Linked DNA regions of Homo sapiens: region 1 is linked to region 2. Evidence: read pairs that join two places in POLR2A ChIA-PET (ENCODE). Cell type or tissue: OCI-LY7. All regions are shown on one strand. Each heading gives the region's core, and the rest is flanking DNA. Links, peaks and the distances in the headings are about the cores only.

What was found. Peaks named below come from ENCODE experiments on the same cell type or tissue, not always from the same donor. Only the 100,000 strongest peaks of a DNase experiment are listed, where the experiment ranks them.
Region 1: POLR2A ChIA-PET joins it to region 2 with 17 read pairs; 2 of 35 experiments call an interaction of 5 or more read pairs at or near these places.

Annotation. Positions count from the first base shown.
Region 1 is chr4:153,277,659-153,285,513 of GRCh38, reverse strand. The region is part of intron 3 of TRIM2 (tripartite motif containing 2); the gene reads right to left. Among named protein-coding and RNA genes, the nearest start is that of MND1, 63 kb to the left of the region's middle. In OCI-LY7, for the core only: no CTCF peak of the experiment used is centred there; no DNase peak of the experiment used is centred there.
Region 2 is chr4:153,436,306-153,444,160 of GRCh38, reverse strand. No RefSeq gene overlaps it. Among named protein-coding and RNA genes, the nearest start is that of TMEM131L, 26 kb to the left of the region's middle. In OCI-LY7, for the core only: CTCF peaks have their summits at 4,246 and 4,447 (motif pointing right); DNase peaks (open chromatin) are centred at 3,500, 4,019, 4,540 and 5,209; H3K4me3 peaks cover 2,500 bases; H3K27ac peaks cover 2,500 bases.

The sequences.
Region 1 (7,855 bases), core at 3,106-5,605, 160 kb after region 2:
TTTTTTAAAAAAATCCATTTACAATATTATCAAAAAGAATATAACATAGTTGGGAATAAATTGAACCAAGGAAGTGCAAGACTTGAATACTGAAAACTACTAAATAGCCAAAACAATCTTGAAAAAGAACAAAATTGGAGGACTCATAGTTACCAATTTCAAAACTGACTATAATGCTACAGTAATCAAAACAATGTAGTACTGGCATGAGAATAGGCATATAGATCAATGGAATAAGATGGAAAGTACAGAAAGAAGCCCATACATCCATGGTCAATTGATTCTTGACAAGGGTGTCAACACAGCTCAATGGGAAAAATTGCCTTTTCAACATATTATGCTGAGGTAACTAGAAATTCACATGTACAAGAATGAAATTTAACCCTTCCTTCAAACCACATACAAAAATTAACTCAAGATACATAAAAGACCTAAATGTAAGCTAAAACTATAAAAATCTTAGAAGGAAACAGGGGTGAATTTTCATGACCTTGAATCAGCAATGGATTCTAAGCTATGACACCAAAAGCACAAGCAACAAAAGAAAAAAATAGAGAAATTAGGCTTCATTAAATTAAAAGTATTTTTGAATCAAAGGACACTAATAAGAAAGTGAAAAGAAACCCCACAAAATGGGAGAAAATATGGCTAGTCATATATCTGATAAGGGTATAATAATCCAGAACATATTAAAAATTCTACAACTCAACAACAAAAAGATAAACAACGCAATTCAAAAACGGGCAAAGAACTTGAATAGACTTTCTCCAAAGAAGATATACAAATGGTCAATTAGCACATGAAAATATGATCCACATTGTTAATCATTTGGCAAATGCAAATCAAAACCGCAACAAGATATCACTGCATACTCACTAGAATCAAAAGTCAGGATGAAAAAGTCAAATAATAATAAGGGTTGGTAAAGATGCTGAGAAATTAGAACCCTTATGCTTTGCTAGTGGAAATGTAAACTGGTGCAGCCACTGTGAAAACAGTTGGTGGTTCCAGGCCAGGCATGGTGGCTCATGCCTGTAATCCCAGCACTTTGGGAGGCCAAGGCTGGCAGATCACTTGAGGCCAGGAATTCAAGACCAGCCTGGCCAACACAGCGGAAACCCCATCTCTACTAAAAATACAAAAAAATTAGCCAGGCATGGTGGTGGGCGCCTGTAATGCCAGCTACTCAGGAGGCTGAGGCAGGAGAATCACTCGAACCCAGGAGGCAGAGGTTGGAGTAAACCAAGATCACGTCACTGCACTCCAGCCTGGGCAACAGAGTGAGACTCTGTCTAAAAAAAAACCAAAAAACAAAAAACAAAACAAAAAAAACCAGGCCAGGCGCAATGGCTTATGCCTGTAATCCCAGCACTTTGGGAGGCCGAAGTGGGCGGATCACCTGAGGTCAGGAGTTTGAGACCTGCCTGGCCAACATGGTGAAACCCCATCTCTACTTAAAAAAAAAAAAATACAAAAATTAGCTGGGCATGGTGACATGCACCTGTAATCCCAGCTACTCAGGAGGCTGAGGCAGGAGAATTGCTTGAACCCAGGAGGAGAGGCTGCAGTGAGCTGAGATTGCACCACTGCATTCCAGCCTGGGCAGCAGAGCAAGTCTCTGTCTCAAAAAAAAAAAAAAAAAAAAAAAAAAAGATCAAGGCCATCCTGGCCAAGATGATGAAACCCCGTCTCTACTAAAAATACAAAAAATTCACGGGGCGTGGTGGCATGCACCTGTAGTCCCAGCTACTTGGGAGGCTGAGGCAAGGGAATTGCTTGAACCTGGGAGGCAGAAGTTGCAGTGAGCCAAGTTTCCGCCACTGCACTCCAGCCTGGCAAAAGAGCAACTCTGTCTCAAAAAAAAAAAAAAAGAAAAAAAACAGTTGACGGTTCCTTAAAAAGTTAAACATGGAATTATCATATGGTCTAGCAATTCCACTTTTAGGTACATACCCAGGACAACTGAAAGCATATGTCTACACAAAAACATGTACATGAATGTTCACAGCAGCATTATTCATAACAGCCAAAAAGTGGAAACAACTCAAATGTCCATCAACTGATGAATGAATCGATAAATTGTGGTATATCTATATAATGGAATATTATTTAGCCATTAAAAAGAGTACTAATATACCATAACATGGATGAACCTTGAAAACATGCTAATTGATGGAAGCCAGACTCTAAAACTCACATATTGTATGATTCCATTTATATCAAATGTCCGTAAGTGGCAAATCCAGAGACAGAATGCAGGCTGATGGTTGCCAGGGATTAGTGGGAGGAGGGAGTAGGAGGTGACTGCTTAAAGGGCATGGAGTTTCTTTTTGGGGTGATGAATACGTTCTGAAATTTAGACAGTGGTGATGTTTGCTCAACTTTGTGACTATACTAAAAACCACATTAGTTGTGCTTTTCCAAATGGTTGAGACCTGGTGCAGTGGCTCACTCCTGTAATCCCAGCACTTTGGGAGGTCCAGGCAGGAGGATCCTTTGAGCCTAGGAGTTGGAGACCAGCCTGGGCAACATAGCAAAACCTATCTCTTAAAAAAAAAATTAGCTAGGTTGGTGGCATGCGCCTATAGTCCCAGTTACTCGGGAGGCTGAAGTGGGAGGATCACTTGAGCCTAGGAGATTGAGGCTGCCATGAGCCATGATCATGCCACTGCACTCCAGCCTGGGTGACAGAGTGAGACTTTTTTGTCTCCAAAAAAAAAATTAAAAATAAAAAACATCATTATAAAAAGAAAAACAAAAAAAACAGGCCAGGCTCGGTGCCTTAACACCTGTAATCCCAGCACTCTGGGAAGTTGAGGCAGGCAGATTGCTTAAGCCCAGGAATTTGAGACTAGCCTGGGTGACAGAGTGAGATCCTGTCTCAAAACAAAAAAACAAACAAACAAATAAAATTGTTGAAATATTAAATTTTATGTGATGTGAATTTTATTTTTTATCTTGTATTTATGTATTTATTTACTTTTGTAGAGAAAGGGTCTCACTTTGTTGCTCAGGCATGTCTCAAACTCCTGGCCTCAAGTGATCCTCCTGCCTTGGCCTCCCAAAGTGAGCCACCAAGCCCAGCCTGAATTTTACTTCAGAAACAAACAAACAAAAATTGATCTCAGCTTTGAAGAGACAGCAGCAGACCTGGCTTATTATTCCTAGTTCAATATCTTAAGTGTGTCTTGGGAAGCCAAGGCCCTGAAATGATTTTGAATTATCAATAGCTAGTCATTTTCAAAGGCTCGTGCTTCGGTTCTGACAGCTTTGGTTTAAGCTGAGAGCTAATTGTGTGGGGCGTGTAATTCTGCTGAGCTCATCCATTTCATCCATCTCCAGTGAGATGATGCTGGTGCGGCCTGGGGTGGGTGGGCAGGCCAAAAGCTAGGATGAGCTTGTTGTTGATGGATAGTCACCATTTATGTTCACCAGAAGAGACTGGCAGGATCCTATGCATTCCTAACATGCAAAAAAGATGGTCAAGGTCTTGCAGCCAACCCTGAGGCTTGGCTTCTTAAGGGCACTGACAGTTGATCCTGATATGGAAGTGGAAACTTGTTAGTGGCAGGGCAGTCTTAATGAGGACCTCTCCTTTGCACCTTTGACACCCTTGATAGTCAGGTGCCTAAGCAACCAATAACAGGGTTTAATGATCATTTGTGTTCCAGGGACCATGAGGCATGAGCTCAAGTGTCTGCTTTAAGTGCAAAGAACCTGTTAGATCACTGACCATTATTTTTCTTTTTCTTTTGTATTTGAACAATGCCACCATGGCAGTTTAATTAGAAGACAGATAGTGTCACAGCACTTAAAGTTGATGACAGGCTTTCATCCACACGTGCCAATCAGCATCAGACAGTGGGGATGGCAGCACCCTGCTTTATTGTTAATGAATTGATTTTATTAACCTTCAGATGCTTGGATTGTTTTTAAAGATCTACTCACAGCAACTAACTGCAGCAATTTATCTGGAACATTGCATGAATTTGGCTTGAATATGCAATGAAGACTTCTGTTTCAAAACAGCAGCAGTGAACTTCTACAATCTATAATCAAACAATAGAATGATTTAAGGCACATGCTGCTAATTTGCCAAGCATTCTTGCCCCCTAATGTTGCACATTTAGATTATTTCCAATTTTTGAGCTTTATCTTCCGCTCTAGCTATTTCCTTAGAAATATTTCCACTGGTGGAATTACTGGATTAAAAGATGAGAGGCTGTATAAAACACTCATTATATTTTGTCAAATTGACGTAAACTTTCTGAAGAGCAATTTACCCTTCCACCCACAGCATATGAAAATGTCTCACCATACATACTCTCAAGAGCGCTGGTTACTACCTTTTAAAAAATTTGTAGTTAATTTGAAAAGAACTGATTATCTGTGAAGCTTGACATTTTTCCATAAATGATTTTTAGGCATTTATATATCCTCTGTGGATTTTCTGAGTTATTTGCTCATTTTCTTTTATGATGCTCATATTTTTCTTAATTTGTAAGTGCTTTTACATATTAAGAATTTGCAGGCTGGGCGCGGTGGCTCACACCTGTAATCCCAGCACTTTGGGAGGCCGAGGCGGGCAGATCACGAGGTCAGGAGATCGAGACCATCCTGGCTAACATGGTGAAACCCCATCTCTACTAAAAACACAAAAAATTAGCCAAGTTTGGTGGCGGGCATCTGTAGTCCCAGCTACTCGGGCGGCTGAGGCAGGAGAATGGTGTGAACCCGGGAGGCAGAGCTTGTAGTCAGCCAAGATCGTGCCGCTGCACTCCAGCCTGGGCAACAGAGCGAGACTCCGTCTCAAAAAAAAAAAGAATTTGCTGGTGGGCTGGACATAGTGGCTCATGCCTGTAATCCTAGCACTTTGGGAGGTCCAGATGGGAGGATCCCTTGAGGCCAGTTTGCAACCAGCCTGGGCAACATAAGACCTTTTCTCAACAAAAACTTAAAGAATTAGCCAGGCATGGTAGCATGTTCCTGTAGTCCCAGCTACTCTGGAGGCTGAGACAGGGGTATCACTTGAGCCCTGGAGTTGGAGGTTACAGTGAACCATGATAGATAGTGCCACTTGCACTCTAGCCTTGGTGACAGAGTGAGACCCAGCAAAAAAAAAAAAAAAAGGAATTTGCTGGGGTATTTTAATTAATAATTTTACAGCCAATGTCATTAATTAAGCTACTAATGATTTTCTTTTTGTTCTATCTTCATTAGGTTTTGGTATCAGGGTTATAAGCGTATCACAAATGAAATGGGAGACCTTTCTAGCTTTTCCTACAATGCAGAAATATATATACTATGTATTTAATAAACTTACTATACTATGTGTAGATATTTCTGTTCTTTTCTTTCTTTGTGTATGTTCCATATGTTTATTTTATTACTCTTTTTCTAACTTGAGTTGAATTCTTTTTTTGGGGGGTGGGTGGGGGTAGGGGCAGGGTCTCGCTTTATCACCCAAGCAGGAGTACTTTGGCACGATCACAGCTCATTGCTGCCTCAACCTTCTGGGCTCAAGCAATCCTCTTGCTCCACTATCCCCCCCTGCTTTTTTTTTTTTTTTTTGAGACAGAGTCTCACTCTGTTGCCCAAGCTGGAGTGCAGTGGCACAATCTTGGCTCATTGCAATCTCTGCTTCCCAGGTTCAAATAATTCTCCTGCCTCAGCCTCCTGAGTAGCTGCGACTACAGTCATGTGCCACCATGCCCAGCTAATTTTTGTATTTTTAATAGAGACAGAGTTTTACCATGTTGGCCAGGCTGGTCTCGAACTCCTGACCTCAGGTGATCCACCTGTCTCGGCCTCCCAAAGTGCTGAGATTATAGGTATGAGCCACTGTGCTCGGCCTCATGTTTTGATTTTTTTGTAGAGATGAGGACTCACTATGTTGCCCAGGCTGGAATTCTTTTTAAATAAAGGAAAATACTTAAACCTATAAAATTTCCTGGGTAGAGATTTGACCCTACACATTGGATATAAAAAGTTTCCACTTCCAATACTTTGTAAATAGTCCAATTTTCTATTATTTCTATTATTTTCTATTGATTAAATAATTATTAACTTTTAAAGGAGATTTGTTTTTTCCCCATAAACATGTGTTACTAATGTAATTTTAGTGCATTGTAGGGCAGGAACTTGCTTTACACAATGGGAAAATATAGTGGTATTTTCTTTGTGACCTAGTATAAGATTAATTTTAGTTGCTGAAGTTCTCACGATCTAATAGCTTAGCTTAACAGACTTTAGCACAGGCCTTTTTATTTGTGGGAGGCAGATTGTTGAGTCAAAGAGTACTCTTTTCTCTGAAATTCACGCTGTCTTCCCCAGGCCCATTGATGCCATTCTAGTTCCATCTCTTATCTCTCATTTGGACAATTCAGTAAACTCATAATTGGTTTCCCAGCCTTTAGTGTCTGCCACCCCATTCCTCCAAAATGTCAATAAAATACCTATCTCCTGTTCAGAAGGCTTTGATGCTTTTGCAATTTAAGAAATTGACGTCAAACATGTTCTTAATGATATTCACAGCTCATCCCAATCTCTCCACATCTATCTTTTCAGGCCCACCTGTGTCCCACCCTCAACTCCGCTGTCTCCATGTTCTAGCCGCTTCCTTGAGCTATAAGCTGTTGCCTGAATTTCATGACATTCTCACTTTACTTATGGAGGTAACATTTATTTTTTTTTTCTTAATTTTTTTTTTTTTTTTTGAGATAGAGTCTTGCTCTGTCACCTGGGTTGGAGCGCAGAGGCGCAATCATGGCTCACTGAAGCCTCAATGTCTGGACCCACAGGATCCTCCTACCTCAGCCTCTGAACAGCTGGGACTACAGGTGCAGCCCCATCATGCCCAGCTGATTTTTGTATTTTTGGTAGAGGTGGGATTTCGCCATGTTGCCCAGTCAGGTCTCAAACTCCTGGGCTCAAGCGATTGGCTTGCCTCAGCCTCCCAAAGTGCTGGGATTACAGGCATGAGCCACCATGTCTGGCCCTTAGAAACATTAGGAGACCTACTATAGACACTGGTGTAAATTTGGGATATGAAGGGGCTGTCATGTAGAATGAGAAATAATGACAGTTAGAAATATTAGCTTGGCTGGGCACAGTGGCGCATACCTGTAATTTCAGCACTTTGGGAGGCCAAGGCAGGTGAATCACTTGGGACCAGGAGTTTGAGACCAGTCTTGGCAACATAGTGAGACCCTGTCTCTACAGAAAATACAAAAATTAGCTGGGCGTGGTGGCATGCACCTGTAGTCCCAGATACTGGGGCAGAGGACAGGACTGAGGTGGAAAGATCGCTTAAGCCAGGAGGTCGAGGCTTCAGTGAGCCATGATCGTGCCACTGCACTCCAGCCTGGATGACAGATTGAGACTCTGTCTCAGAAACAAAAACAAAAACTAAAAAACCCATAAAAAATAAAACAACCTAATGTTTCTAAGACTTTACTCCTCTATCAAGTCACGTCTCCAGAGAGCCTCATTTTAAGGGGCACTCTTACACCTGATAGAAATACCTTCCCATAACTAGTATTTAGAGTGCAAGCTCCAGGCATAGACAGCCTCAGCATTCACTAAGCACCAGTGTGAGAAGTGGTCATGAGGAAAATACTCAACCTGCTTTCAAAAGCAGCATTTAAAAGTTCTTTTTACAAAATTTAGATGATCAATTTCCCTTGGCATAAAATGCATGGAAAACTGATAGCTATTAATAGCCTGGTGTGCTTTCAATTAAATTATTACAGATGTGTAAGCCATGGTGTCCTTCTCTTGTTTTGGCTACCAGAAAGCTCAGGATGCTATTTCTTCCAGGGCTAGCTTTTACAATGTGCCCAGCAAGCTTTGTGAC
Region 2 (7,855 bases), core at 3,260-5,759:
AGACCAGCCTGGCCTTGAACATAGTGAAATCCCGTCTCTACTAAAAATACAAAAATTAGCTGGGCATGGTGGCAGGCGCCTGCAGTCCCAGCTACTCAGGAGGCTGAGGCAGGAGAATCACTTGAACCCGGGAAGTGGAGGTTGTGGTGAGCGGAGATCGTGCCACTGCACTCCAGCCTGGGCAACAGAGCAAAACTCCACTTCAACGGAAAAGAAAAAAAGAACAGGGATGTTGAAAGTTCCATTGTGTTGATGCTCTGACTCAAGCTTCTCCCTCTGCGCTGGGCTGGCTCCTGCACCTGGGGATTCATGTGCAGACATTTCAAGAGCTGTTGGTAGACTCCTGAATGAGCTGACTCCACCAAAGGCCTTGCATTACCTAAAGTTACACAGCTGTCAACTCCCAGACAAGCACTCCTGAATCTGAAAGTGCCAGCTCACCTCTTAGAGTGCCAGAAGTTAAAGAATTTCTGGGGGTAAAAATTGGCATTTCTACTTACTGTGATCTGTTGTTGGTTTTTAGATAATTTCTATAAAAGGGAGAAAGACATTGAACTTTCAAAAAGAACGGAGGGAATCTCAGTTTCCCCTGGGCTTGACTGTTTCTCTTCTCTCTCCATGTGATCTCTCTGGGTTCCTCACCCAATCAAATGGTTCCAACTACGGCAGCCCAAACTGTATCTCTGGCCCCAACCTGTCCTCCAGGCTACCAGCTGCATATACAATGGCTCTCCCTGGAATGTGCAGGCTCCTCAAACTCAAAGTATTCAAAATTGAATTAATCATCTCTCCTTCCTTCCCCCTTCTTGCTTCTCTTCTTATATGCTCAAATGTTCAAATTCAAACTAAAAACTTGATGTAATCTTCAACTCCTTCTATTCTCTTAATCCTAAGAGTGCTACTCTGAATTTTCTCTCAAATGTCTGTCCCTCCACTCCCCACTCACAAAAGGACTGCCGACTGTTGCCTCTAACCTCCCTTCACTCCTATCTCTCTCAATGTTGCTGCCAGTAATCCCTCTAAAACAGATTTGACCTAATTAATTCTCTGCTTTAAAACTGTGAATGGGTTCCTGTTGCAGAATGAAGTCCAAATTCTTAGCAGAGCCTATAAGGCCCTTCACACTGATCCTTGGCCACACTTCTAGCATTCCTCTATTCCAATCCCTATCCCCCAGTCACTCCAAACCCCAGAAATGAATTAATTGTGTTCCTAACAACCACACTGGATTTCCCAACTCCGTGATTTTGCTATGGTGTTCTCTCTCCACATGTGCTACCTTATCCTTTCTTTCCTATGCATTTCTACTCATCTTTCAAGACAAAAGATGTCAACTCTTTCAAAAATAATTACAGCTGGGCACAGTGGCTCACTCCTATAGTCCCAGATACTTGGAAGGCTAAGGTGGGAGGATCACTTGAGCCCCCAAGAGTTCAAGGCCAGCCTGGGCAACATAGGGAAACCATGTCTCTAAAAATAAATACGTAAATAATAAATTTAAAAATAGTAATTATAGCAATGATTATGCTATACCAAGTAGTACATTAATCTACCCTAAACCTTGGAACAAGCAATCTCTGCCCTCAAGGAGCAGCAGAGTAGTAAAGCCAGATTTATAAAAAGATTTTATTTTATTTTATTTATTTTTTTTTTGAGACAGAGTCTCATTCTGTCACCCAGGCTGGACGGCAGTGGCGTGATCTCAGCTCACTGCAACATCCGCCCCCTGGGTTCAAGCAATACTCCTGCCTCAGCCTCTCTAGTAGCTGGGATTACAGGCATGTACTACCACACCCAGCTAATTTTTGTATGGCCAGGCTGGTCTTGAACTCCTGACCTCAGGTGACCCACCCACCTTGGCCTCCCAAAGTGTTGGGATTACAGGCGTGAGCCACTGCGCCCGGCAAAAAGATTTTATAACTACATGAGAACAAGATGGCAAGTGCTGTGAGGCTCAGTCCTTTCTATTTGGTGAAGCCTTCTGCAGCTTTCTCAAGTGGAGTGGATGACCTTCTTGTCTACATTTTCTCAAAGTAGACTTGGTTACTTGTCGCCTCTATTCCCTCAGGCAGAGTTGGTCACCCTCTCTTCTGTGCTCCCCTCAGGTAGACTTGATCACCCTTTTTCTATCTCACTTACTTTGTATCCCCAACCCCTAGTACATCCTAAGTGTTTGGTGCATGTTTCAGAACCAGGTAGCACTCCTCAGGATCACTAAGCTCAGAATCTACCTACTTTCCTCCACTGGACTCAGCCTAAATGGCAATGAGCACCAGGACCAGCAGCAGTAGAAATCACCTGGTAGAGTCCTCCTGGAACTCTAGACTAAACTTTACTGCTCTAGTAAACTTTGTTTTTTCTTTCTTTCTTTTTTTTTTTTTTTTTTTTTGAGACAGAGTCTTGCACTGTCTCCCACTCTGGAGTGCAGTGGCACAATCTCGGCTCATTGCAACCTCCACCTCCCAGGTTCAAGCAATTCTCCTGCCTCAGCCTCCTGAGCCAAGTAGCTGGAATTAACAGGCGCGTGCCACCACACCAGGCTAATTTTTTCTTTTTTTTGTATTTTTAGTAGAGACAGGGTTTCACCATGTTGGCCAGGCTGGTCTCGAACTCCTGACCTCAGGTGATTCACCCACTTTGGCCTCCCAAAGTGCTGGGATTATGGGAGTGAGCCACCGCACCCGGCCTGCTCTAGTAAACTTTCTAAAATGTTTGTATTATGCCTTTTCCCCTACTGATGTACAATGGCTTCCCACAGACTATAACAGGATAAAACTGGGATACCAAGTCACTGACAGCTCTATTTCCAGCCTGACAGTAGACAGAGAACATTGCCCACAATTGTCACAGAAGGGTCCTAATATATTTTATCAATTAGATTCATTTAGGCTAATGAAATTTAGAAAACATAGATGTTCCCTGGGAGAATGAAGCCTATCAGTCATTCAGACTTACAGTATTTTAATCAAGTAATTGGAGACACGTATTGATCACTAAGTACCTGATGAGTATGGCTTAAGTATGCATATAACAAGGCAATCGAACAGTTTCCCAACTCTGAGGAACTGAAAACTTTATTTGAAGTGTGTTTTTAAAAGGAATAGTTTTAGGACAAAGTGTAGTTTGGAGGAAGACATTTGGTTCTTCCTGATACGTTTGGCTGTATCAGTGTAAAGTGAGAGCCATGGGGCATCAGGGGGACAGGACGCTGAACAGTGAGGATGGCATCCATGAGGGGTGACAGGCATGCAAAGATGTGGGTAGGAGGGACAAAAGAGAATTCTTTTTTCTTGCTCCTTTTTTTTCTTGTTGAGGATTCGGATGATACACTTTTTTTTTTTTTTTTTTTTTTTAATGAGCCATTTGTAAATCATTTAGGGTTGTCACAGCCAGCACGATATGATCAAATTCAAACCTATTCAGGTTTTCATTTTCTTCCCCACCTGCGTTAGGTCAAAAATTACTCTCACTCTAACTTGCCGAACTTGCCCCTGCTTCCCCTTTTGGGTCACTCTGCTTACCAGGGGCTGTTATGTCTCTAAAACCTGTCCATCCCCCACTCTTTTTTTTTTTTGAGATGGAGTTTCACTTTTGTTGCCCAAACTGGAGTGCAGTGGCACGATCTCAGCTCACTGCAACCTCCACCTCCTGGGTTCAAGCGATTCTCCTGCCTCAGCCTCCTGAGTAGCTGGGACTACAGGAGCCCACCACCGCACCCAGTTAATTTTTTGTATTTTTAGTAGAGATGGGGTTTCATCATGTTGGCCAGGCTGGTCTTGAACTTCTGACCTCAGGTGATCCACCCGCCTCGGCCTCCCAAAGTGCTGGAATTACAGGCGTGAGCCACCGCACCTGGCCATCCCCCACTCATTTATTCAGTCAACAAATATTCATCAAGGACCAACGTTAAAGGAACCGTGTTGGGAGGGGCACGAGTGAGCACTAAGATGGTCTCGAGGCGCATCTTATTCTTGGGGTGCTTGGGTAACTTCTCCTCCATTTAGTCTCCATTGATAGTTTGGACGTTTTCTGAATAAGCAAATCAACTGCCTGACATGAGGTATGACAATGGCTCAGGGTATTTGAAATCAGGTCTGCTCTGGAAAACGTAGTTTAACATCTCCATTGTTTATCCTACTGTCATACTGTTTCAACTATAAGGAACTGAAGAAAGCAATGCTTTTCTTCATCTGGGCGGTTGCTTTTAAGGTGAGACCAGCCTGGGCACGGTGGCTAATGCCTGGAATCCCAGCACTTTGGGAGGCCGAGGCGGGAGGATTTCTTGAGCCCAAGAGTTCTAGATTAGCCTGGGCAATATAGTGAGACCTCATCTCTACAAAAAAAAAAAAAAAAAAAAAAAAATTAGCCAGGCATGGTGGCATGTGCCTGTAGTCTTAACTGCTCAGGAGGTTGAGGTGGGAGGATTTCTTGAGCCAGGTAGTGAGCCGAGATCATGCCACTGTACTGCAGCCTGGGCACTGGGTGGCAGAGCAAGACCCTGTCTCAAAAAAAAAAAAAAAAAAAAAGACCAGCCAGACCAAGTGGCAGGAAGCGGTGGGACTGACAGTGAGAAAATCGCAGTGGGGGAGTGGGTGACACTCAGCAGCCCCACTGGGACAGAGCTCCTGCTCACACCAGCGATTCTTCTCCAGAAACCTATTCTGGCAAACCCTTGGTGAGTTTTATTTTAAGCGGCGTTTACAGACACTACTACTAGACTTTTAAATTAACAGGATATAAATAACCTTGGGCAAGGTATCAGAGAAGAACCACTGTGAGAACTCCACGACTAAAGTGTGGGCAAAGGTATCTATTAATAGATAATGAAACTGAAATCACTTAGTCTGAGCGAGAGAAAGTTTAAGATCTACCTAAGAGGGATCTTTAGTGAATAAAAAGTCACAGACGAGCAATAAACCAGTAAGAAAGACATAGTCCTTCATCCACTCCACTTTAGAATCGCTTTTTTGAAAAAATAAAGGTGGAGTTTCACCATGTTGCCCAAGCTGATCTGGAATTCCTGGCCTCAAGGGATCTGACTGCCTTGGCCTCCCAAATTGCTGGGATTACAGGCGTGCACCACTGTTCCCGGCCTAGAATCCCGATTTTTAAAAAGAGGTAATAGAATTACTCCTAATTTTGTCAAAACAAAGTTGAGAAATGAAGGGTTCCTAAATACTATCTGCTGGATATGACTTATAGAGAAAGCAGGAAGGAACCTCTGCACTGAGAGTAGGAAGAGATTTTAAAATGCCCCTAAAATGTACTTAATGCCGCACAGCTATACACCTAAAAATGATCAAAGTGGTAAATTTAATTTTGTATATTATAACCACAGAAAAGTACCCATAAAAGAAAGTTAGAGCTAACACATTTCCAATTGCTAAATAATGTCAGTTTTAGAAAAATTAATATTTCATAGCACTCAAAATATATGAAGCCACATGCTTTTGTAAGACTGGTAATATCTTTCATTTTCCTGCAAAAGCAAAGGGCTCTTTAAAGGAGACATGGAAACTGTCATAAAACAGACTTGAAGTCAGATGCAGAATGATAGGCATAGAATGGATCATCAATACACCATCTTCTTGTAGAATTTTATTCAAGGTTTGGGAGCAGTAAACCAGCGAGTGTGGTTGGGCAGGACAGTGTATTTTTTTTTGAGATGGAGTTTTGCTCTTGTTGCCCAGGCTGGAGTGCAGTGGTGTGATCTTGGCTCACCACAACCTCTGCCTCCTGGGTTCAAGCAGTTCTCCTGCCTCAGCCTCCTGAGTAGCTGGGATTACAAGCATGCGCCACCATGCCTGGCTAATTTTGTATTTTTGGTAGTGATGGGATTTCTCCGTGTTGGTCAGGCTGGTCTCCAACTCCCGATCTCAGGTGATCTGCCCGCCTCAGCTTCCCAAAGTGCTGGGATTACAGGCGTGAGCCACTGCACCTGGCCAGGACAATGTTTTTTCACATCAGGCAAAAATGTCCATGAGATCTGAGTCTAGAAATATGAATCTCTGGGACTGTATTCTCCAATTTTTCTCTTTCAGATCTTCTTTTTTTTTTTTTTTTTTGAGACGGAGTCTCGCTCTGTCGCCCAGGCTGCAGTGCAGTGGCGCGATCTCGGCTCACTGCAAGCTCCGTCTCCCGTATTCACGCCGTTCTCCTGCCTCAGCCTCTCGAGTAGCTGGGACTACAGGCGCCCACCACCGCGCCCGGCTAATTTTTTTTTTTTTTTTTTTTTTTTTGTATTTTTAGTAGAGACGAGGTTTCACTGTGGTCTCGATCTTCTGACCTTGTGATCCGCCCGCCTCGGCCTCCCAAAGTGCTGGGATTACAGGCGTGAGCCACCGCGCCCGGCCGCAGATCCTCTTTCCTTCACTCCCAAACTTAGATCTTCCAGCTTTATTCATGAAGCAATCAGTGCGCAACTAACTTTTAAACTGCAGGGAGCTATACAGTTTCCTTTCCTTCAGCTATCTTGAAGAGGCAGAACACTTGCCCTCCTGGAATACAGAGGTCTTCACTGTTTCAATCTGCTGGAAAATAACTTTACATTAAAACAACTCACGATGAGTTGTGAGAAATGTGAAAGGATTGCCTCAAAAAAAAAAATCTAAAATCTTTTAAAAATTAAAAAGGAACTGGGTGTGGTAGCACACACCTATAATCTCAGTACTTTGGGAGGCCAAGGCAGGAAGGTTGTTTGAAGCCAGGAGTTCGAGACCAGCCTGGGCAGCAAAATGAGACCCTGTCACTACAAAAATAAAAAATAAATTAGCCAGGCATAGTGGCCCACACCTGTAGTCCCAGCTACTCAGGAAGCTGAGGTCGGAGGGATCCCTTGAGCCCAGGAGTTCAAGGATGCAGTGAGCTATGATCAAGCCACTGCATTCCAGCCTGGGCAACAGCAGAGCAAGATGCCATCTCAAAAAAAAAAAAAAAAAAAAAAATTAAAAGGCTTAAAAACTATAGTGTCTACTATTTCCCTTTTGTAATTTCTGAGTTATATCCATGGGAGACAGATCTGTGTATTGGCTGTAAGTATATGCTGATATTTTCTTAGGTTCCTGCTCTGGGCATTACTAGATGGGCCACTGTGTTATTGATAAATCTTGGTGATGCCTGGTTGCTGTGTTTAACAGAAATTTCATAGCTCAATGAGTTTTGGAAACTATTTTCAGGGCCAGCTGATCATTTAAAAACCAAGGTGAGACTGATCATGCAGCCTCCCCAGCTGCCATTACAGCAGGTGCCCTGCAGCAAAAGGACATTTTGTGGCCGAGCGCCATGGCCCAAGCCTGTATTCCCAGCACTTTGGGAGACTGAGGCAGAAGGATCACTTGAGGTCAGCAGTTCGAGACTAGCCTGGTCAATATCGTGAAACCCCATCTCTACCAAAAATACAAAAATTAGCCAGGTGTGGTGGCGGGCACCTGTAGTCGCAGCTACTCAGGAGGCTGAGGCAGGAGAATTGCTTGAACCCAGGAGGCGAAGGTTGCAGTGAACCAAGATTGCACCACTGCACTCCAGTCTGAGTGACAGAGTGGGACTCTGTCTCGAAAGAAGGAAAGAGAGAAAGAGAGAAAGAGAAAGAAGGAAGGGAGGGAGGGAGAAAATTTTGGTTTGGGGGAATAAGGTCAAAAGACGCCATTATGGCGAGGAGAATGTTATTTTAGTAAAAGTCACAGACTTTTGAGATTAAGGATAGAGCCGAGAGGAAGAAAGTTATTAATCTGTTTCTCTTTCTCTAAAGACCAGAACCCAGTTCAACACACACAATAAAAGTGTTCAAAATTTGGGTCCAGGAGAGGAATTCCTGTCTAAAGAATTCCATTTGAGAGGACTGCTTGAGTCCAGCAGA